3 separate regions of the Mus musculus genome follow, and regions 2 and 3 are each linked to region 1. The links are chromatin loops, found by intact Hi-C in ENCODE. Cell type or tissue: heart. All regions are shown on one strand. Region 1 holds the start of Nudt15 (nudix (nucleoside diphosphate linked moiety X)-type motif 15). Region 2 overlaps Htr2a (5-hydroxytryptamine (serotonin) receptor 2A). Region 3 holds the start of Htr2a (5-hydroxytryptamine (serotonin) receptor 2A).

Region 1 (8,000 bases):
AGTTCTTTTCAAGTGGCTGAAAGGGAAAAGGAAAACATCAAGCTTGATGAACTTGGCAGTAGGCGCCTTGCTTTTGAACTTGAATGGCCATATTTGAGTTCCGACCTCTGTTTGAACTAGCACAAGGCAATCTATTACGCTCGCCTCCATGCAGCGGACAGCGGAAGCCATGCAGAAGTGCAGATAATGAACTGCAAGCTCCTTACACACCTTATTCTATGCCACCAGGACAATTCAGCGGCACACCCCAGGAAGAGTTTCTTAAGGTTCTTGAGTTATATCAGGAGACTGCAGATAAACTGGTGACCACGTGGCTCTATGGATAAAATCGAGTTGTCCTGAAACAGAAGTTTTCATTTCCTGAAGACTTTGTTTTTAATCAAGGAGTCTTCGTGGTCCTTTCAAGGTGCTCTCCTCGGTACCCTTCCAGGTGGTTCAGGTCCTCTTTAAATGGGTCATAACCTTGCTCTTTTAGACAGCGGAGAGCCCAGAAAAGCTGGTCTAAGGGAGGGAATTCTTCCCATGGAACCCACTCCCAACCTAGAAGGGAAACTGACAGTCAGTACGCAGAAGCGGCAGAAAGCAAGGCATTTGCTGGACAAATAAAACCCACATTTAGAATGAAGAGCTTGGGAAGAGAAAGGTGACCAAGAAAACAGTGGAGTGTTTCTTGTTTCTTTGTTTGAGACAGGGTCTCATGTAGCAAAGCATTCAGTCCTGACTGAACTCATCTGAGGTGTCTACTGTTCACAGATGAGGAAAACGGCCCACCATTAAGTAACTTGGCCAAGTAACTTCACAGAGAACTGTTAGATCCAAACCGGACCCCCGAGATGGGGCCACTGCCTATGTCTATATTACAGGCTAGATGCCCATCAGGGATACAGGATTGCTGATAGATACACTCAAGCCTCATAAGCATTCCTCCAAAACCTGTGAGCTGGGTTTCTGCCAGGAAGAGCTTCCATTTGCCCTGTCTCCACAGCACAGCGAGCACGGCATCTAGCTACCTATGAACACATATTGAAGTCCCACAGCTAGCGACCACCCACTTCCCTACAACCCACGCCCACGCTAAACTTCCAGGATGTCTGGCTTACAGGCTTCATCCCAGCACAGACTAGTTCTTTAAAACTGCCAAGGCTTTCCCCGCCTTTCACTATTCTGTGTTGTACGTTTCGAGTCCATGCTTCCCCCAACCCCAAGACATCCATAGCATCTTTCAATTTCCCAGATGAGCCTTTCTTTCTAGCCATGGAGTACTCCAACATGGTGGTTTCACTGTGCCCTAAATCACAGCGACAGTGCAAGAACCATGACAGGAGCACAGGTATCTGTATCTTCCATCCCTTGGGATCTACACATCTCCCCATCTCTACATTGTCTCTGCGCTGCTCTAACAGGACAGCCGGCAGACTTTCATTTCACATAATTCTGCAGATTGAAAGTCTAAGATCAAGATGCTGGCCAGACGTGATGTCTGGTAAGGGCCCATTTCCTAGCTCATGGGACAGCCATACTCCTCCTGTATCCTCACATGGAGGACGTGGTGAGGATCTCTCTGGGGTCTCGTTCATGTGAGCACTAATTCCATTTGTGGCCTGTTAGGCAGTGCTTCATTCAGTCCTGTGGTGAACAGTGGATCCTAGCCACCGCCGCTGCCGCTGCCATTTTGGGAGGTAATGGGAAGTTCAGAGCATCTGCACATGGCAGGTGAGCCTCTGAAGACTGCACCTGGTCCTTCTCACTCTGCCTCAGTCCTGCTGAGGGGTAAGGAGGTGAGAAGCGTCTGTTGCAGCTCCTCCAGGACATTCCATCTCACTAAGGGCCCAGAATCAGCAAAGCCCAGGCCCCGTCACCATCACCCCAAGACTGGAATTTCAACATAGGTTTTTGGTTTTTGTCTCTTTTTGAGATTGTGTCTCTACATAGACCTAGCTAGCCTGGAACTTTCTATGTAAACCAGTGACCTCAAACTCCCAGAGATCTTTCTGTCTCTCCCTACTATTCCCCAAGTGCTGGGGTTAAAGTCACCTTCTTAGCTCCAACACAGGAACTTTCGAGGTCATAGACACAAAGAGAATCCGATTCTCTTCATATGGCAATGATACTCTAACCATGCTTCTCTGAAGAATAATACGTTATTGTATCTGATTCTCTTACTTTCATTCTTTTCAGGCTCCATATTCCTCGGCTCCGAATCATGAGTCATATCCACCTCTCCTTTCATTAATATGGTAACATAATGGTAATTCTCCTTCTCAACAAAAGAATTTACCACGGAGGCAAAGCACACATTTTTCAGGTGAAGCCCAGCTTCTTCCCAGGTTTCTCTCTGAGCGCATTCTTCCCAGGTCTCACTGGAAAAAGAAACACAGCCTGCTTAGTGTACACATGAGGTGAGAGTCCTGGTAGGAAAATTATGGTATACAGTAAAAGCAATGGTAATTAGTTTATGCTTTAGACTGATTAAAAAAAAATCTTCCATCTTGACATTATGCATATTCTATATTTAGTGATTTGAAGACCCAAAGAGCTTTAGGTTATGCAAAAATTAACACTTAACAACAGCATTAATTCCTAGGTCTGGAGATAGACTTAGGCAGCAAGGGTGCAGTTTAGTGTGTCAGGTAAGAACCCAGGCTTTCTCTGGGTGGTGGTGGTACACGCCTTTAGTCCGAGTACTTTAGAGGCAGAGCCTGGTGAACCTCTGTGAGTTTGAGGCCAGATTGGTCTACAGAGGGAATTCCAGGACATCCAAGACTGTACAGAGAAACCCTATTTCTAAAAACAAAAACAAAACCCAACAAAAACCACTCCCCAAAACCCAAAACAAAACCAACCAACCAAACAAACAAACAACAATAAAAAACAACCCAACAACAACAAAACCCAGGCTTCTGAGTCAACTGTACCCAGGAAAAAAAGAAACATTAATTAATGTTCCTTTCGGGTTGTGTTTTGAAAGTGCATTAAATGCCTTCCTTATGCTTCAAAATTCCAGTTTAAGCCTAAAAATTGAGGCAATTAGGCAACAGAGAAAGAGATGATTAGCATTAAGGGGCATGCAACACTTGTACTTCCAGGCCACATAGGAAAGTACAGGTTACCATCAAGAGGAAGGAAGTTGTCAGCCTGGTAATGTTTCCCTGTCATGGAGAGCCAGTGAGAGGCTCCTCCATCCAGTGAATCCATCACGCCATAATCCCAACACTCAGAAAACTGAGGCAGGCAGATCTCGGTCTCTTATAACTAAATAAGCCTATTAGATAATAGTGACCCAGATAATTACATAATAGGAAGTCTCAGATTTCCTTTGAAATTGTCTACAGAATCAAGTATGGTGCTTGTTAGATAAGGCGTAGGAAGGCTTGAAGCTTTACCTTCCAAGTGTTTTATAACACTACATTATTTTATATTACTATACAAGACTAAAGGAAATCACACCGAATCTGGATGTCTTAGATACTTTTATTGTATTTTAAGGCACACTCTCGGATTAGAACACATTTTTGAGCAGAGCCAGGGTTTCTTCACGATTGCACAGAAACTGACTTAGCTACCCTTCCCCCTTTGTGGGACTGACACATCCACATCGCAGAAGCGGCGGGGCCAGCCTCACAAAACTCTGATATATTTAAATCTCATGGGGCAAAAGGAAAAGTCCCAGTTAACATCCACTTTCTCTGTAAACACTAAGAAATACAAACGACTTCCACTTGCAGCCAGGAGAGGGCAGAGCGAGGACTAACGGGGCCCGGGTACTGGCACAGCACCCCCTCCTGGCTGGATCCCGGAGGACACCGGGGCCGTAGAGAGCTCGCGGAACTCAACTGCGCACTGAAGCGCGTCACACGGACCGAGAATGGCGTGCGGACTAGTGATATTCCCGAAGCTTCCGCTTCCCGGAGGTCGTCCTGCTCACCCGAATTCCAAATGGCCCCCAGGAAGCTGGAAACTGCCGGCTCCAAACGATCCTTTCCTTTTCCCCAGAAGGACGCAGCGAGGATGCTCGCAGCTCAGCACCACCACGCCGACCCCAACTCCTGGCCGCCGCCTCGGCTCTGCGTTAGCGGCCATAGCATTTGGCTGACCCCGGAAGTGACGTTGAAGCTGTACGGGAACCGGCAGGAGCCTCGCTGATTGCTCGCTGAGTGTTGTGTCTCACGAATCACCTGTCGCCTGGTGCATAGATCATGCAGAAACAACCATATAAATAACTAACATAAGAGTACTGAAAGATGATTTGGGGAAGTAAATGAGACTAATTAAGTTTCTTTAGGATAAATTCATATTTTAGAGAAAAACAAATTATAGTAGATAAAAATATACATCAACTAAAACTGAAATATGAAAAGAAAAACTTGGGGAAATCAGCTGTAACAAGATTGACATCTTAAATCTTTGGACGGGTGGGTTTACTTTAAAAGTATTACTTTATTTCTACTAATGTGTGCATAATTTTAGAAACCCAATAGTACAAAACTGCCCAAGGACAGACACTATCCCTTTTAGCCCTGCTTCCAGAGACAGCTTTAACTCTTTGAAATGTTAGTTTTTATATTTCCACACATATATCTGAGTGTATACTTAATTTGTATCCTAAGTAATTGTCTTAGTGAGGGTTTCCGTTGCTGTGAAGAGACATTATGACCAAGGCAACTCTTATAAAGGACAACATTTAATTGGTGCTTGCTTGTAGGTCCAGAGGTTCAGTCCATTATAATCAATGCAGGAAGCATGGCAGCATCCAGGCAGTCGTGGCACTGGAGGAGGTAAGAGTTGTATATCTTGTTCTAAATTCAAACAGGAAAAGATTCAAACAGCAACTGGGAGAAGTATCTCAAAGCCCATCTCCCACAGCGACACACTTCCTCCAAAAAGGCCACAACCACTCCAACAAGGACACACCTCCCTGGGCCAAGCATATTTAAACTACCATAGTAATCCATTAGAAAGTTTCAGTATCCATTAGGTATGCTTAGCAAAGTCCTAAGTTTTGCCAATCAACGAATGTGCAAATGAATAGACAGTTTAAAACGAGAAACAAAAATAATAACTATTTTTAAAAGTGTTGACTATCTCCATTGAGGAATTGAGATGCCATCTGTACTGGCTGGTTTTGGGTGTCAACTTGACACAGGCTGGAGTTATCACAGAGAAAGGAGCTTCAGTTGGGGAAGTGACTCCATGAGATCCAGCTGTGGGGCATTTTCTCAGTTGGTGATCAAGGCATGAGGGCCCACCATGGGTGGTGTCATCTCTGGGCTGGTAGTCTTGGGTTCTATAAGAAAGCAACTTGAGCAAGCCAGTAAGAAAGATCCCTCCATGGCCTCTGCATCAGCTCCTGCTTCCTGACCTGCTTGAGTTCCTGTCCTGACTTCCTGTAGTGATGAACAGCAATTTGGAAGTGTAAGCTGAATAAACCCTTTCCTCCCCAACTTGCTTCTTGGCCATGCTGTTTGTGCAGGAATAGAAACTCTGGGCAAGATACCATCTTACCCCAGTCAGAATGGCTATCATCAAGAGATCTGACAACAAATGTTGGAAAAGTTGTGGAGAGAGAAGAACCCTTATTCAGTGTTGAGGGGAGCAAACTAACACAGACATTATGGAAATAAGTGTGGTGGTTTCTCAAAAAATTAAATATAGACCCACCCCCTCCTAACTTACTGGAAAACAATATCTCTTGACTGTAATTAGAGCAAAATGCAGAGCTCTCAGCTCCTTTAGCACCATGTACACCTGGACACTGCCATGTTTCCTGCCATAATGATAATGTGCTGAACCTCTGAACTTGTAAGCCTGCCCCAATTAAATGTCATCTTTTATAAGAGTTGCCTTAGTCATGGTGTCTCTTCACAGCAATGGAAACCCTAACTGAGACAATATATAACATGGATTTTATTCAGGTCTAAAGAAAAATGAAATTTATATTTTGGCAGAAAAAAATGGAATGGCTTGGAATGTATAACATTAAGCAAGGTCACACAGTCTCAGAAAGAAGAAAACCTCTGCATGTTCTTCCTTAAGTGCGGATTGTGGCCTACAGTATATCTGTATATTTGTAAACAAATTACATCGAGGGACAGTGAGCGGCAAAAGAAGGGGAGACAAGGAAGGGCTGAGTGAGGGTAAAGGACCGGGAAGGTAGAAAAGAGAAAATAAGGCGAGTTGTTTTTCTAGTTCTTTCCTGCCGTGGATTCCCAGGTTTGTGGTGGCAGAGAAGTGCATTTGATTGGGAAGATGTGAAGCCCAGCATGGAGCTCCATGGCCTAGGAATTGCTGCTCTGACAGGACAGGGGTTCATTGGGCTGCATAGCCTTTGGGTCTGGCTAATTTTGGTCAAAGTGCAAAATGGAACAACCACTTTGGAAAGCATACTGTGTTTCATAAAAAGCAAGTATATTTGTGTGATACAACTTGATGATTCCACTACTAGATAATGGACTGAGACAAATGAAAGTGTATGTTAATACAAAGATATGTGTGGAAATATTGCAGTAACTTAATTTATAATTAGTAAATGTTACCCTAATGGTGAATAAATAAATTAACTATGGCACATTCATAAATGGAAAATTGCTGAGAAACAAGGAACACTGTGTGGATACCATCAACTGTGTAGGCAAATCTCAATTGCTTTATGCTATATGAAAAAAATTAGATACAGAAGCTGGATAATTCCACTTAGAGGGTAATCTGAAATAGACTAAACAGCCAATAGCCAGAGCCAATAGATCAGTGTTTGCCTGAGGCTTTAATTACAGGGAGAGGTAACTGCAAACAACTGAAAGAACCTAGTGGGGAAACCCCCACTCAATATCCGTTTGGCCCGCACCCAGGAATCACGAACAGACAACCATCTTGATGTAAAAGCATGAGGTAGTTTAATGACGGAGCTCCGGGCCGACACATATCTCCCACAGGAGACAGAGGTGTTGACCACATGGTGGAGCCATAATGGCGGAGCTCCTGTTCGAAACATATCTCACACAGGAGACAGTGGTTTCGACCCTGAGGCTTGGAAGCTAGGGACTTTTATAGAAAAGGGGTGGGGCTGGGGAGGGATTGGTGTGGTTTTACATGATTGGTCCATTTAAACATCAACAGACTGTCCAAAGGGTGGGAGATAGGGAGGCACTAGGCCAGTCAGGACATGTAATGACGGGCCTGCCCGGGCATGACCTGGCCTGTTCTGCTATGTTCTCGGCCCCAGGTTTCAAAGCTCACAAACAACTCTTTGGGCTATTTGACATAAATTACATGAACCACAGGTCTCAAGTTTTATTTCCTTTCACAACAACAACAAAAATAACAAACTGGAGAGATTTTTTCCAGTATATTGAAATGTCTATGTATAAACTATGATGTTAGTAACATGACTGTGTGTTTTAACTCAAAAGACTTTGTTATATAAAGAGGGAATTTGCTACATGTGTATTAAGCCTCAGTATATCTAGCATTTTTTAAAAGCCCAAATCGAACTTGCAGAAAAGTCATGAAGTGAGGTGCCGCAGACCCTCTTTGGTCCCTGTCTGCGTGGAATGGGTCTCTGGTTGCAGGTGGACAAGGAGTCGGTGGGAATTGACAGACAGACACAAGGGAATGTGGATCTGAATGTAATTTGTCAAATCCAGCATCAAACTTTTTATACAGAAGGAAATAGGGAAGTTGAGTGACAAACTAGCAAGGTACAAAGAGGTTACTGGATTCTTACACAAAACAGGAATGCAAACACGGAAGGACTGGTGGGAACAAACTGGCATAAAATTCAATGTTAACAACTGGGATCAAAAACAGCTTCACCTAAGGTCCACTTAATCTTAGAAGCCAAGGGCAAGGGCTTTGTGCCCTTGTCATATTTCCTACTCTAGTCTATTGTATAGTCTACCTCCCCCCTAGGCCATTGTAAATACTTGTGTATGGGTGTAACTCAGCTATCTATAGTTCTAAGTATCTACTCTGGTTCCTCTTTAGGTCACAAACTTCCTTCTTCC
Region 2 (8,000 bases), 1.2 Mb after region 1:
CAGATGTAAGAATTTTTCCAAAGTAAAAACTTTATAAAACTAACCCAAGTTCATTTGACTTACTTGAAATTAATATTGGAAAATGTCTTTCAAAAGTAGTTTAGAATATGTTCAACTTTAAAAATGGCCATAGTGGCTCATGTCATTCAAGAAGCTGAAGCAGGATCAATGTGAGTCTGAGGTTATCCCAGGCTAGTATCAGACCCTGTCTCAACAAGCACACGTTTTATCATAAATACTTAATGCCATAGGGAGACCTAAAACTGCACAGAAAGTTCTGTGCAAACAAAAGTAACCTAGGCACCTTGGTGGTGAGAATAAGTGCGATTTTCCTTTACTCACTGTTACCTTTTTATATTTTTCAAATTTGTTAGAAAGCAAAGATGTTAGGCTTATAAGTTTACAGAAGAAGTCGTGAATGCTGATAGTATAATATGAAGTGGGAAGTTAAAAAAAAAAGTAGATAAACTAGACCCTTGTCCTCTTGCCCAGTGTGTGCACGAGTACATATGTGTGTGAGCGCGTGCGTGTGTGGGTACGTGGGGGGGGGAGTACATGCGTGCATATGTTCCTGCATGTGTCATGTGTGTGATACATGTTAAACTGTCCCTGCGGTTAGTCTGTTGATCTCTAGATGATGGTGTTAGCGGTCATTTGTATTTGTTTCACTTTGCCTCTGCATGTGTTTTTGCCAGTTAATAAGTAAAAAATAATATAATTCGAAAAAATATAGAATAAGAATTAGCCCAATCTTCATTGAAGTAATACTCTTAAAGTAAGTTGGCATCACTTTCTTGACCAGGCATTAAGTGGTGATGCTTGTACCTTCATAGTCTCAGTCCCTTGATGGTCTGTCTCACTTTTCATCCTTTTTCAGGTATATCCATGCCAATCCCAGTCTTCGGGCTACAGGATGATTCGAAGGTCTTTAAGGAAGGGAGCTGCCTGCTCGCCGATGACAACTTTGTCCTCATAGGCTCTTTTGTGGCATTTTTCATCCCCCTAACCATCATGGTGATCACCTACTTCCTGACTATCAAGTCACTTCAGAAAGAAGCCACCTTGTGTGTGAGTGACCTCAGCACTCGGGCCAAATTATCCTCCTTCAGCTTCCTCCCTCAGAGTTCTCTGTCATCAGAAAAGCTCTTCCAGCGGTCCATCCACAGAGAGCCAGGCTCCTACGCAGGCCGAAGGACGATGCAGTCCATCAGCAACGAGCAAAAAGCATGCAAGGTGCTGGGCATCGTGTTCTTTCTGTTTGTTGTAATGTGGTGCCCATTCTTCATCACCAATATCATGGCCGTCATCTGCAAAGAATCCTGCAATGAAAATGTCATTGGAGCCCTGCTCAATGTGTTTGTCTGGATTGGTTATCTCTCCTCAGCCGTCAACCCACTGGTATATACGTTGTTCAATAAAACTTATAGGTCCGCCTTCTCACGGTACATTCAGTGCCAGTACAAGGAGAACAGAAAGCCGCTGCAGTTAATTTTAGTGAACACTATACCAACATTGGCCTACAAGTCTAGTCAGCTCCAGGTGGGACAAAAAAAGAACTCACAGGAAGATGCTGAGCCGACAGCTAATGACTGCTCCATGGTTACACTAGGGAACCAACACTCGGAAGAGATGTGTACAGACAATATTGAAACCGTGAATGAAAAGGTTAGCTGTGTGTGATGGACCGGATGCTGGGACGATTGCCCAGGGTGTGTGAACAAGTTTACACCCACGTGTGTGGGGGCAGGATAAGGAGGCTCAGATCAAATTAGACTACTCCAGTGGACCAACTATAATGTCCGGACAGCATTTGAACTAGGAGTGTTGTGATGCTTTTAACATTGCCAATGAGATCTTTAAAATCATTGGCCTTTATTGTACAATTGTAATGAGGCATAAAATCCATCTAATTAACTTCTATTGTCAAATAGAAACCGGGCTGCCATGTTGTTGATGGGTAGCATGGGAGTAAGTTGGTGACATATTGTTGTATATAAAAATAGCTATAAATACTGAAAATAATGAATAGCCTCTTTAAAAACAAAAATGAGTGTTTCAAATTCACCACAACATATATTTTGAAAAGAAAAATAGACAGTATTATGACATTTGTATTGCTAATACAATTCATTGAAATACTTGACGATATTTTTCATTCTTGCTTTTTTCATAGATGCCATTTTGAAATGTTCACAAGACCGCTGGCATTTGCTGCATTTGTCATTAATTCTCAGACGTGGAAGGGTCTTAAATGTTATTCAATAACTCGCTGCTTTCTCTTCTACTTCTTGGGCTTTACCTGAATTTGCAATGTGGTCTTATTTCGTATATTTTTCTTCTCTGTAAACTATCAAAGGGTAATTCTACTTTTCCAAGTACAGTTCTAGAACTCGCTTCAAAGAAACAGCATCCCGGAGGTATTTGGTAACTCACTAGGGAAATGACTGTGTTGCGCATGCGCCCTTTGAGCAGTGACCAGTACAAAGAGTTGACTGTCACAGCTGAACATTAAACTCAGGTTTCTCGCTGTTAGCAGTAGCTTCTTAGGTTATTTCTGTAAAACTCAAGTGACTTTCATATTGACAGTTATCAGGTAAAACTGGTGTTTTCAAAGAGCTGGCAACGTAGCCCAGTTGATAAAAGAGTGCTTGCCTAACATGCAGGAAATCCTAGTGTGGATGCCCAACACTACATAACATAACATAACATAACATAACAGGCACCACGGTGCATGGCTGTAATCCTAGCACTTAGGAAGTGCAGGCGAGAGGATCAGGAATTCAGTCACCCTCAGCTATTTATCTAGTATGAGGCCAATGTGGACTGCATGAGAGACTCTGTCTCCAAACTAAATAAATATAGGGTTTTTTAATGATACTTTTAGATTAATGTATTTATATTATTTATAAAAATGGGTTAGCTTGGTTCCACAGTGATCTGTTGACTGTATCTTATGAGTGGAGCAGTTTCTTAGTTAATAAGGATATTTAAAAAAAGATATATAAGATTTTTGCATTAAAAATGACAACTTAATTGGTTGTTATCAAAAAAAAGTATATAGATTCATTTTCAGAATCAACCAGTTCAATTTTTTCCTTACCTGATTCAGAAAAGAGTTTGTATCAACTCTTGAGAATTTTTTTTAATAATTCTCATTGGTTATAGATATTTGCCAAGGAAACAAGGAAATGGGAAAATATCAATTGAATCAAAGATTGCATGTAATGCATAAAAATAAACACCACAAATTGGGTCCAATTTATAAATACAAGGTTAAAAGCAATATTTTTGTTGCTTCCCTCTAAAACTACATTCATTTTGCTCTGACAGACACTAGCTTCCAGTCAAAAGGCAAGTATCAGCTACCATAACGTTCAGTAGAAATGGCTACTACAGACTAAGGCCAGTTATAGTGAATCCACCATGACACTGTGACACACCGGTGAATTGCACATTACTGTTGAGACAGAGTAAAAGGCTGAAACATCCTTATTGGCTACAAAGGTGTTTTGTTGCAAGCCTTTGGGAAATGTTACAGGTTTAGGAACTAAAGCATGTAGAAAACTTCATCGTGTAAGTTGGAAATTAAGGTTTTCCTAAGTATGTCTTTACAGACACTTTGAATGAAGGTCATGGCTTCAGGTCTAAAATTTATAACATGTCACCAGTCCCAAGGTTATACTTGAAAGAAGTTAGTCCTTAGTGATTAGACTATACTGACTAATAAAAAATAGAAGTGTTAAGAAGCCTGTTCTAATGTGTTTTGCCTTAGTTTGAAACTCTGCACATGCCAATACGTATGAAGGAACGGGTGCAGATTCTAATTCCATGAACTTACTCTTCATCAGAATGAACAGAAACCCCGCTGAAAGGTGTCTTTTGACTACACATATATTACCAGTGTGTATGTGGCTTTTCCCTCTCTGTAACTATCTCTTAAAGGGTATATAAGAAAACGTGTACCTGTATATATATGTACAGACATGTTCCATGCACTTTATTCAACATTTATATATTTATATGAAGAAGAGCAAGTGGTGAAAACATACACATGTGCATGTTTGAATCATGTTGATCTAAATGTGAATTAATGTTCTAATATTCCCATGACCTTCCATGACGGCCAAAGGAGGTTACTGTGTAACAGAGGTACACTTTAAATAAACTGGAAGATGCTTTAATATAAGGAAAGATTTTAACACCATTCTATCAGGGTGTTGAAAACAAATGTCTATATTCAGTTTATTAATCTGAAGTTGAATGATAACTTTAGGCCTCTCTTTAGTCTGGTACTTCTAGACATCTATGGCTTCTTAGATATACTCCTCTCCCCAGGAGGGGAGAAAAAAATAACCATTGAATGATTTATGGATCCATGATGAAAGGATTCACTTCTAGTCAATATTATTAAAAGAGTAACAAACTTCACTCTTCTTTAAGTTGATTGATAGAGTCTACTAGACTTAAGGGATTCAACGCCATATTTAAGAAAAACTCAGTTAAAGCTTACATAATCTATTGGACCACAGCGCCATCTCATGGTCAGTTTTGAAAAATGCTACTGTAGTCCAAACTGCTACCGGGCTGCTTTTAGCAAAAGGGTTCTTCTCCCATTTTGTGCACTGATGAAACATATTTATAAAAGTGTTAAGTTATTCTGTGCCATAATGTAACAAATACAGTGAAGATTTATTTTATGTACTGGTTTTAATCTATTCTAAAATATTTCAAGAATGAATGATTAATTGCAAATAAAGTCCACTTAAAAAAAAAAAAAGTTGACTCCAGAGTTGTGTTTGCTAGAAGGAATTGTCCCAGACCTCCCAGGTCTTCAAGTTGGGGATAGTTGGAAAGCAACAACCTGTGCTTCTGGCTTCAACTATCTCACAATGCTAGAATCCCCTGCATCAGCTTAACGGTCATGAGTCAGCTTCCAGTCACATAGGTTCTCTGTGTCCTACTGATACAACCCAGAAATATAGAGACACACACATATAGGTGTGCATATGCATTACCATACATGCACAAACACACACACACACACACACACACACACACACACACAAACACCAGCACAGGAACCATAGTTAAACAGGGATATGTAACATCATTAAACAGGCCAGAAAGTCACATGACTCATCATTGCACCTTTAAGTGTAGGAACAAAGCAGGGCTTTATGCCTGTAACCCCAGCATCAGAAGGTGGGGGGAAGGATGCCTACAGATTACAAGGCTTTATATGACACCTTGTTTCCAAAAAAAAAATTTAATGAAAAAAAAGTGTAGAAATAATTACAAAGAGGGAGAGTAGTTTTTTTTTTCCAGGTTGTTATGTGTTGAGCACCTACCTACTGTAGAGTCCATGTGTTCAGCTGTTTTGTTTATTTTACATACATGGACTCCTTCACATCTAGCCTAAAGGTAGGAATAGTCTATTTTGAAAATGAGAAAACTGAGATTCAGTTAGTGATGTGTCAAAAGCCACACCACTAATAAGAAATATAGCACTTCAAGCCGGGGCCATCTGATTCCAACCCCTAAGTGCTTCATCCAAGTGGGAGAAGAAGGACATTTCAGAACCCAAACTCTCCTGTTTCCACATTTGCTTCTTGTTATACACTGGCTATAAGCTTAAGTCGTCCTAAACACCCTGTACCTCATTGGAATGTCTCTAGGATGCACAGGTTTGGGTCACGCCCTGCCTAATTGACAGAGATGGCTACCGCAGATCATAGCCGTCCCTGACAGCCTGCAACACACTGGAAGTGTAAAAACTGGGTTTGCTTGCTTTAGTTTTGGTTTTTGTTTTTATTATTAAGATACTAAGAATTGGATCTAGGATCTTACAGTGCTAGGTAAGCATCCTGCCACTGGGCTGTAGCCCCAGTCGTCGTCGTCTTCTTCTTCTTCTTCTTCTTCTTCTTCTTTTTCTTCTTCTTCTTCTTCTTCTTCTTCTTCTTCTTCTTCTTCTTCTTCTTCTTCTTCTTCTTCTTCTTCTTCTTCTTCTTCTTCTTCTCCTTCTTCTTCTTCTTCTTCTTCTTCTTCTTCTTCTTCTTCTTCTCATCCTCCACCTTCTCCTTCTTCTTTTTACTTTTTCCAATTTTTTATTAGGTATTTTCTTCATTTATATTGCAAATGCTATCCCAAAAGTCCCTTATACCCTCCCCCCCTCCCGCCCGCCCTGCTAAACTCCTCTTGCCTTCAAGCCCTTTCCCATATTCATGTATGTCTTTCCTTCTGTTTTATGGCTCACTGGTTCTAACCAGGACCATTTATGTGAGCGTGGGTTTTAAGCTGTTAACTGGAGCTTGGTGGATTCATCCATGGGCACAGCTCTGAAGACAAGGACTGACTCTTGTCCAGAAGCTACAGGTAGCCGATATTTCAGCAGGGGGATGGGCTCTGGGGGCTCCTTCCTAACCTACAATGGACTAGTGTCAGATCTAGAGATGTGCAAGTCCAACGGAGGCAGCCTCAGATGCTGTGGGATCCTGATTGCAATGGCTGTCATGCCCAGGAAGTAGCATTTCAAAGACTTTTGCTTCATCTCCTGGCTCTTACATTTTATTTCTTCTCCTTTTACTCAGTGTTCCCCCAAGTCTTACCAGGGGTGATTAAAATAAAAAAAAATGTTGTGTTTAAGGCTCAGCACTCAGCTATCACTTAGTGTCAGCAGGGAGAGCAGCTTGGTTCTCTGCATTCAATTCTCTCTGCATTCAATTCTGCTCACTGGAAAGAAAGGTTTCTCTGATTAAGGCTAAGATTAGTATTTGTCTATGGGTATAATTTACTATAGAAGTAAATATTAGAAGGCAGCTATACAATAGGAAGTTTCCACCTAGGGCCTAAGACCTGCTGGCATTGTTTTTTACTGGGATAACTGTGCCAGGCATGAATCCCCTCCTGTGGAGTGGACCTCAAGTCTAATCAGAGACTAGCTGGCTACCCTGTTAACACAAAAACATCACTCTCTTTTGCGAATGGAATAAGAAATAGTTGACTTTGAAGCTAAAAAAAATATGAACGAGTACAGCCTGGGAACATTGATTTTGATTACCCAAAATTCCATGTTACAACATGGTAACATACAGTAGTAAAACAAAAGGAGATGTAAATCAAGCATTTTAAAAATACATTGGTAAAAACAATTAAGTTGGCATTTACAGCACAGAGGAAAAATCTCAGCTATAGACCTCATATGCTATCCAATGATACTCAGGGGTTTTGTTAAGTTAGTACATTCCAAAGGTATCTGATAGTCACCAACTGTAAGATCAGACACAGACCTGTTTAGGGGACTAAATGGCTCAAGATAAATGCTATTGGCTCTGGACCTCTCCACAATCATTGAAGTGCTAGTCAGTTAATCATCCTTGCAGAGGTGCAGCTGAAGGCTCAGTTTCTTTCTAGGGTGTTTCATTCACCACTCCATAACAATCATCACTTTTGCACCAGTGAGCATTGTCTGGCAGGTTAACATTACAATTCATAGAGTTTGCAGCTGATTAAGACTCTCTTAATGCCTTTTCTCTCCATATTAATCAGGGTTCCCTAGAGAGGGGAAAACTGATAGAATGAATGAAGAGTTTATATATATATATATATTATATTTTACATATTTATATACATATAAATATGTAAAATATATATATATATGTAAAATTCCAAGGGATTTATTAGAGTTCCTTAGTCCAAGAAGCCAGTAGTTTGCTTTGTCCACAAGGCTGGATATCTCTGCTGGTCTTCAGTAAGTATCAGATCCCATATAAGTAGGCTTCCATTGAAACAAAACTGAGGGTGAGCAGGCAGAGTCAAAGCTTCTTCCATTCTTGTTCTTTACATAGGCCGCCACCAGAAGGTATGGCCCAGAATTAGGGTGGGTCCTCTGACCTCAAGTGATGTGGATTTAAAGTCTCCCTACTGGTAATGGCCCAGTTTAATAAAAATCCCTCCCAGGTGTAGTCAGCCACTTGGGTTCTATTTAATTGCACATTTAGCCA
Region 3 (8,000 bases), 1.1 Mb after region 1:
AGAAAGTAATCCATTTTCTTATCTGTCATGAGTGCATCTATCTTCCTTTAAGGACCACTTGGGAGAGAGCTTCTTTTGCATGTGAGTCGCTTTATCATTAGGGTCACTTCTGGGGGAAAAAAACATAGAACAAAATAGAACAAAACCCTTCATTTTCTAACATGAAGTTTTTCATTATTTCTTGGCGACAGGTTTGAGATGAAGAAAAGTAAGCTAGTTACAGGATGCATACACATAGCAATAGTGTGTGTGCTTAAATGCATTTAAGTAACTAAAAATTGTTCTGATAGTTTATCAGTTATTGCCACAGACTTCCTGATTCCTCTGAACTCATGTCGCCACGGTCAGCCATCCCTCCTGGACACATCATCACTGGCTTGGATAGAAGTGCTGGATGCTCCCAGATCCCAGGACATGCCGTTTTCTAGCCTTATTTATCTTCTCATTCTTCACCCCTCAGCCTAAAAATATGACTGCCATGTACCCCTCCTGCCTGCTGTCCCCTAAGCTGTCTCCTTGTTCTCTCTTTTTTTAAGGAAAGGTTCCTAATTAACCTGTAGCAGAAAGAATGGGGGCGCGCGGGGGAGGGGGTTGTTTGGTCCGCCCTTCCTGGCTGTTGCCACCTTGCAGGTTATGACACAGTGACAGAGGGAGGTCTGAGGAAGGAGGCAACCAGGAGGGGCTTATTCTTTTGGAGCTCCGGGAGCCTCTTGATACAGACAGCGTTTCCTACTTTCCCTGCGGCTCTTTTGTGTGACTTTGAGAGGGGCTCCCTAGTGACTGATTCCTCTCTGTGCGCTCGCCTCAGCAAGCAGCCAGGCTCTGGGAGGGAAGACCCAACCAAGCTCAGCAGTAGCAGAAGCAGCCAGCACAGACTTCAACCGTGCTGGAACCGGCATGCGGTTTTTGAAGTCAGCAGAAACAGAAATCAAATTACTATCATCTTATGCTGCTAGAAGCTCAAAGAGAGGGGATTCCACACTGGCCTAGTCACCATGCGACAGGCAAGTCACAGGATAGCGGACCCTGGCGACAATGAATGTAAGTTCCTCGGCTGCTGTCCTTTACTGCTGTGGGATTTTCTTTCTGCTTAAAGTCACGCTTGGCTAGAATGCCGTCATTGCCGCGAGAATTTCTGATGTGGAAAGTTCTCTGCTGCGCTTCGGGATGCGTTTTCCTTTCGTTAACTGAGCCAGAGATACAAGCTGAAATTCCTGACCATCGCTGCGGCGATTCTGCCTGAGACTAAAAAGGGTTAACCCTTATGATGGCATTAACATTGCGTGGATTTTTAATTGACTTCCTTAATTAATATAGAGGGCACACAGCCCTCCCTCCTCGTTTTGGATCTCATGCTGTTTTAACTTTGTGATGGCTGAACTCTTGAAAGCAGCATATCCAACCCGAGAATTGGCTGAAAGATTCTCACCGGATACAAAACTTTTCTTCCTTAACCAGGAACACGTTTGTGTCTCCAAATGCTCCACACTGCTTTTTTTGCCTTTGCTTCCGTGAGAACTTACAGCTCCGCCGTGGACTCTCCCTAGCACTGTGAAGCGAGGCATAATCAAGAGCCATCACACTTCTGTAACTCTTACTATGGAAGAGGAGAAAGCAGCCAGAGGAGCCACACAGGTCTCCGCTTCAGCATGCCCTAGCTCCAGGACGTAAAGATGAATGGTGAGCCCCGGCTATGACTCGCTAGTCTCTCCACACTTCATCTGCTACAACTTCCGGCTTAGACATGGAAATTCTCTGTGAAGACAATATCTCCCTGAGCTCAATTCCAAACTCCTTAATGCAATTAGGTGACGACTCGAGGCTCTACCCTAATGACTTCAACTCCAGGGATGCTAACACTTCCGAAGCCTCGAACTGGACAATTGATGCTGAAAACAGAACCAACCTCTCCTGCGAAGGGTACCTCCCACCGACATGCCTCTCCATTCTTCATCTCCAGGAAAAAAACTGGTCTGCTTTATTGACAACTGTCGTGATTATTCTCACCATTGCGGGAAACATACTGGTCATCATGGCAGTGTCCCTAGAGAAAAAGCTGCAGAATGCCACCAACTATTTCCTGATGTCACTTGCCATAGCTGATATGCTGCTGGGTTTCCTTGTCATGCCCGTGTCCATGTTAACCATCCTGTATGGTGAGTGGTGTTAGCATGTCAGCTGTCCTCACCATAGTCCCAAAGAGCTTGTGCATGCTGTTAGTGGAGGGACTGGGGCTCCAGGAGAGAAATAGACAGGAAACTTTGTTTTAGTCTTAAAATTTTATTTTTCTTGAGAGAAAAAAAAAAGTCAGACAGCCTAGTACCTGGTCATTGGTGAGTTGTGTGTCTTAGAATGGATACATCTTTGTAGAGAAATTATTACCTGTATTCCAATACTCTGTGAGCATAATTTAGCTGTCATTCTGTGCCCATGCGATTTTTTTCCTGCTTTTATTTGCCAGCCTCGGGACAGAACAGTTTTCTGTTTCTCACCGGGTTCTCAGCACTTCTAATGGAGTGGTAAAACCTTCCCAATTACCTTGGAACATTTGCAGAGAGAGCATTAGTGCTGGAGGAGTGGGTTTAATGTTAAAATATTCAGAGTCTCCATTAGAATAAATGAATTACTCTGGTTTTAATTGCCCCCTCCCCCCCCCCAAGCCCAGAGAAGACAATATCTAAGAAAACCTTTGAGTTATTCTTTAAAAAATGCACACACATAAACTCCTGTCTGGTTTTGGAGGGTGGAAAACAAACTGAAAGCTCTCAGTCTTGCTTTCCTTGCTACGGTTTGACAGTGTCAAACTTCCCAGGAAGTCAGCAAACACTGGGATGGCTTTCATGGAGGGGCAGAATGTGAGACTCTTTCAAAGTGTGACTAATACAGCCGGATCCCTCCTAACAATGAGCAAATGAAAGAATATTCGCACTACTGGCACATGCCCTTGGCAGTCACCCGAACTACAGGCAGTTTTCCCTAAAATTCACCTTTACAGGGGAATTTTCTGGCCAAGTCCTAGAGGCTACAATATGAACATGTCCATCCAGCCCCGAAAAGCTTCAAGGAAGAAGGAAGCAAGCCAGGAGTAGCAAGCATCCATTTGCCCCGGCTTGACCATTCAAATGACACACCCAAATAATTCCATTAAATTTGCTTATCATTTCTCAGCCACGGGAGAGATGCTCTCACTTCCTAAAACCCTGGCCAGCCCTCAGAGGCAAACCCTACTATGGGGTGAGCAGGGTGACTCTGCAAGAACCCAAACCACAGCAGGAAGGCAGAGGGACCTGCTGGGCAGCAGGGGTAATCCTGGCCACGTAGGAAGTGCAGCAGGTCCCTGGACTCAGCTCGGGGTACAAGGCTGCCCCCTAGTGACGACTTCTGGGGATGCAGCCTAGAGTCTAGTTGACACTTAGCCAGGCTGGCCCTAGCACACAATTCACAAACCTGTCTTGCACAAATATTCTCTTCTTACCCTTTGGTAAGAAACTTTAAGGGGAGAAGTTTCTTTCCTGAGACTAAAGCTAGAAGATTTGGGATTAGATTTAGGTCCAGCATCCTTTCCTTTTCTGAATACCCCTGGAGGCAGCAAGGTAGAAATAAGACTTGTGCAAAAGGAGGGTCTGCTTAGCCTGAGCTCTAAACTATCCTAAAGAAAGTACTGATCTCTAATCTTCCTTCCTATTCGCAGGCAGATGTAATATTGTTGCTCCTTACATTAGCAGAACAAACCAACAGTCTATCCAAGTGTCTGGTCCTCTCCAAAACACTCAGAAAGGAGCAGGGCACTTCATTTATGTCACCAAGGCATCTCAGGCAGCAGAGAACCTGCCAAGCTTCCTGCCTTGGACTCTGGGGAGTTTTAAAATCCTTTGACATTGGGGCTTCATCTCTAGCCACCCTCCAGAGAGAATGATTTAAATGGGCCCAAAGCTATACTGTTTGATTGTGAGACATCGGAGGGGGGCGAGTGTCACCTTTGCCCTAAGCAGGGGTTGTTCCCTGAGTGCCAATACCAGCCTCAGCAGTATGATTTCTTAAGTTTTTTTTTTTTGTTTTGTTTTTTTTTTTTTTTGGAAAATGCACATTTCCCAGCCTGTTCCAGACTTACGGAAGCAGAATCGCCAGAGGTGGGTCTCCATTTTAAGGAGCCACCTGCGAAAACCAGCTGTCACCTGTAGTTTGAGCACTGCCCTGAGACAAAGCTCCAAGTCCAGATACCCTTGATATTCTTCACCATCCTCAATGTTTCTCACATGCCCCAAATTTAATAAGACACATTAAGGGACTGTGCACCATAAAAAAAGACATTCAAGAGATTTGAAGACGATTCGTCACACAGCCACTAATTGCCTGTCTATGTGAGACTGGACATGTCTAAGAGTGACTAAGATTAGACTAGCTATAGGGACCCTAACCCCAAAGAAAATTATGTGGATAAATAAAGGCTGTATGTGACCGGCAACATCAATTGAAGGGCTCAGAACATAACTTTGGACACATTGCTAAATAAAAGTGGCTTTGACCAGGTAGAGGGTGAGAGAGACTCCATTCCAGAGGAAAAAGCAAATTCCTCCTTCATTAATGCAATTCCACAGGTCAGAAACCTTCAACCCTGCACTCCCCTGCCCGTGCCATCACAGTGCACACTGGCTGTTGGTTTAAATATTGAAAGTCTCTTGTAGTTCCCTTGCCTGTCACCTCTACCTGTCCCCAAGTTGTAAGTCCTGGGGTATAGATTACACGCTGCAGAAAGCACGAAGCTAGCTATTCACTGATGCTAAACTTCTGCCCCACAGGGTACCGGTGGCCTTTGCCCAGCAAGCTCTGTGCCGTCTGGATTTACCTGGATGTGCTCTTCTCCACGGCGTCCATCATGCACCTCTGCGCCATCTCCCTGGACCGCTACGTGGCTATCCAGAACCCCATTCACCATAGCCGCTTCAACTCCAGAACCAAAGCCTTCCTGAAAATCATTGCGGTGTGGACCATATCCGTAGGTAAGCTGGACCACCTGGCAGGGTGGCATCTGAAACTAGAGTCTGTCCCTTCCCGGGAGACACGTTCCACATGGCTGTGGTGAAACCTGACTCTCTGAGTCTGTGGTTTCATGTGTTGCAAGGTATGTCTCCACTTCATGGTTATTGGAGTCGTTCTAGGAAAGGAGAAGCTGCAGATGCCAATGGCTGACGGCATCTGTCCATATTGTTTTGCACACGTAAGAAAAAGCACAGCAGCGGATCCTAAGGCAGGAATGCCTGTGTTCTTTCTCACATCCGAGCTCAACACTCTAAGCCTTGGGTCTCCCCGAAACCTATCGTTACTGGACTGTGATTGCTAAGGAATATGGGCACTTGACCCAGACAGCATTGGCCTTGAAGGAGGATCCAGAAAGGGGGCAGAAGCTGAGGACAGAGGGAAATGGCTTAAAGGGTTGGGCATTGCAGCTGCCTGGTACCTCTGTGGCCTTTCTCCCTGCTGTGACATCCACACCAAAGGATTCCAACCCACTTCTGTTAGGCCCGATTACACACACTTACCTCTGGCTAGCATTGATCTCCTGTCACTATAAATAGGATCTAAAGGAGCAGCTCTCAGGCAGCAAAGTCAATTTTACCTGTCACCTCAAAATACTTAGTTTGTAATCAAAGATTCCCTGAGACCTGCTGTCAAGTCTCAAAGCTTCTCAAAGGGAAACGCTATGTTTGCTAAGGCCCTTGGGGTATCTACTTCCTGGAAAGAGTGCAGGGTTTGATGGTAGATTAAAATTCCAGAGCTCATTTAATGCTACCTACTACTTTGTAATTTAAAATACCTATTAATGGGGGTCAGAGAGATACATTAACATTAGAGCTATCTATCTATCGCTGTCCTTGCTTCCAGCTCCTACAAGGGTGACTCACCACCCAGTTCCAAGAGATTCATCCCCCTCTTCTGGCCTCTTAGTGCATCAGGAACACACATGTGTGCAAACACACATGTGTGCAAACATACAGGCAGGTAAAACGTCCATAACACATAAAATAAAAGCGATTTTTTCAAATACTTATCAGCAAGCACAGTCTGTGCTCCTTGGTTTCCTTCCTGCTAATAACAGGAGTTAATGTGACGTCATCTCCACTTTGTAGAAGAGGAACGGGTGTTCTAAAAGGGAAATGAGGGGCGTGTGCAGCAAGTGTGAGCACAGTGAGCACTCTCTGGCTCTGATGGTAACAACAACGGGTTATGGTTACACAGCATCTTTGCACATTTTGGGAAAACCTCACCAGTTTTTCACCTTGAGCCTTAAGTTATCACTAGAGGTCAGCAGCACAGATGAATACCGTTGTATTTGTTTGATGCGTCGGGGGACCTCAGGAAATAGGACTTGTGGTTTCCTGGGTCACAGGTCTGACTCACAAGTGCTATAGCCTGCTGGCACGGAGCCCTCCTCTTTCTGCTGAGTGTAGCACACCTCCCTTAGCTGACAGCTTCAGATCCAAGAAAAGGCTGATGGCATTGTTCTGTGCAACCTAGGACTCCTCCTCACCTGGAACAGGAGGGTAAAGCGGCCAGCAGGTGTCCATCCAAGCTGCTTGTCACCACTCTGGAGAATTCTTAGGTTTAAACGGCTGGGTGTTCCTAAGAGAGGTCCACGGTTGAGGACCACATGAGCCAGATTATCAGAGAAGGAAGCAAGGTCAAAGGGTCAAGTGCAATTCACGCAGCAAAGTACACTGTCTTCCCTGCATAGACTGTCCTGCTAGCCGAGCATAAACTGAAGTGGCCCATCAGCTTTTCTTTCCGTGTGTGTGTGTGTGTGTGTGTGTGTGTGTGTGTGTGTGTGTGTGTGTGTTCATGTGTCTGTATATTCAATGTGGTGGCCAAATGTTGATGTCAAGCACCCTCTTTAGTTTATCTATACTTTATGAGTCAGGGTCTCTTGCTGAACCCAGAGCTTGTCGATTTGACCAGTCTAGACAGCTATTTTTGCTCCAGGGATCCTGTCTCTGCTTCCGCCTCCTGAGGGTTAGGGTTACAGGAAGCCCATCACATTTACATGAGTGCTGAAAATCTAACTCTGGCCCTCACATTGTACAGCAAGGACTTGTACCCACAGAGCCATCTCTTCAGTCCCAGAGTTCGTTACCTTACCCATGGCCAAAACAACTCTCCATCCCTGTCAACCTTCATAGTGACACCATTAACAGAAGTTAGACATTTATTCTGAAAAATGTACAGACCCAGTCCTGTACAGAGCACCTCGTGGGTAAGTCCCTTGCACAGGATCGAAACACTTAGAGCCAAGAGTCATCTCAGGCCAATCCAGCTCTAAAATCTGCACTTTTTCTACTACCTAATAAGGCTGTCTGCCCTAGCTCTTTCTGGCTGTCATCCCAGGAGCGAGACAGGTTAGAATGGTTGTAAGGATGCTGACCAATGGACATCGCTACAAAGAAGTGTTCAGGAATGATCATCCCTCTGTCCTTTTGGTTATGCTAGAGTAAACCAGATGACAGAGTGTGTATTCAAGTACCTCTCCAACTGTGGTAGAAGACACTTAAATTTAAGAAAACTAGAGGTCACCCAACCTTGTAACTACCTGTGAGATGATGCTCTGAGAAACAATCAGATAAGAAATGCTAAAAACAAAAAGTCAGTTCTACCCTGGGTCCTGAAGAAGCTCGGGACTCACTTCCTGCTGACTTTTCGGCTCTTGCTTCTGGTTCTACTGTTTTGTTTTTGGGTTTGAGGTTTCAGTTTGTGGATTTATGCTTGGATCCTTAGTCCAACTGGAATTGTTTCCTGTTGTTTTGTCTTGTTTTGTTTTTTTAATCGTGTATAGTCAACAAATGAAACTGATTTCAAAATGCACACTGTGGTGATTGAACCTATACATGTTTTGTAAAATAAATACTGTAATTCAATTAGTCAACTTCTCCATCCGCTCACCAAGATGCCCTGTAGTTTTCAGTCAGAACATGGAGAAACTTACAAGAGTAAAACTCAGAGTTAGCAAA

Evidence for each region. Hi-C counts contacts between places; a loop is a spot of excess contacts. Peaks named below come from ENCODE experiments on the same cell type or tissue, not always from the same donor. Only the 100,000 strongest peaks of a DNase experiment are listed, where the experiment ranks them.
Region 2: a loop joins it to region 1, with 4 times the contacts of the local background. A loop is called at or near these places in 11 of 42 quality-filtered maps.
Region 3: a loop joins it to region 1, with 4 times the contacts of the local background. A loop is called at or near these places in 2 of 42 quality-filtered maps.

The regions. Positions count from the first base shown.
Region 1 is chr14:73,521,135-73,529,134 of GRCm38, forward strand. Nudt15 (nudix (nucleoside diphosphate linked moiety X)-type motif 15) reads right to left here and starts at 4,115. Exons shown (of 3, transcript NM_001360484.1): 1 at 3,926-4,115; 2 at 2,164-2,360; 3 at 1-540. The coding sequence starts at 4,080. The coding sequence ends at 380. It overlaps Gm41209 (a long non-coding RNA gene), which reads left to right and starts at 4,168. Exons shown (of 3, transcript XR_874819.2): 1 at 4,168-4,412; 2 at 4,703-4,775. In heart, a CTCF peak has its summit at 3,763; DNase peaks (open chromatin) are centred at 3,837 and 4,097; H3K4me3 peaks cover 1,567 bases; H3K27ac peaks cover 873 bases.
Region 2 is chr14:74,704,718-74,712,717 of GRCm38, forward strand. Htr2a (5-hydroxytryptamine (serotonin) receptor 2A) reads left to right here. Exons shown (of 3, transcript NM_172812.3): 3 at 878-2,142. The coding sequence ends at 1,680. Among named protein-coding and RNA genes, the nearest start is that of Esd, 24 kb to the right of the region's middle. In heart, a CTCF peak has its summit at 4,546 (motif pointing left); no DNase peak of the experiment used is centred here; H3K27me3 peaks cover 310 bases.
Region 3 is chr14:74,640,189-74,648,188 of GRCm38, forward strand. Htr2a (5-hydroxytryptamine (serotonin) receptor 2A) reads left to right here and starts at 686. Exons shown (of 3, transcript NM_172812.3): 1 at 686-2,156; 2 at 4,800-5,000. The coding sequence starts at 1,745. Gm41210 (a long non-coding RNA gene) reads right to left here and starts at 658. Exons shown (of 3, transcript XR_874820.3): 1 at 1-658. In heart, CTCF peaks have their summits at 1,066 and 3,376 (motif pointing left); DNase peaks (open chromatin) are centred at 3,343, 6,173 and 6,423; H3K4me3 peaks cover 2,172 bases; H3K27ac peaks cover 1,377 bases; H3K27me3 peaks cover 356 bases.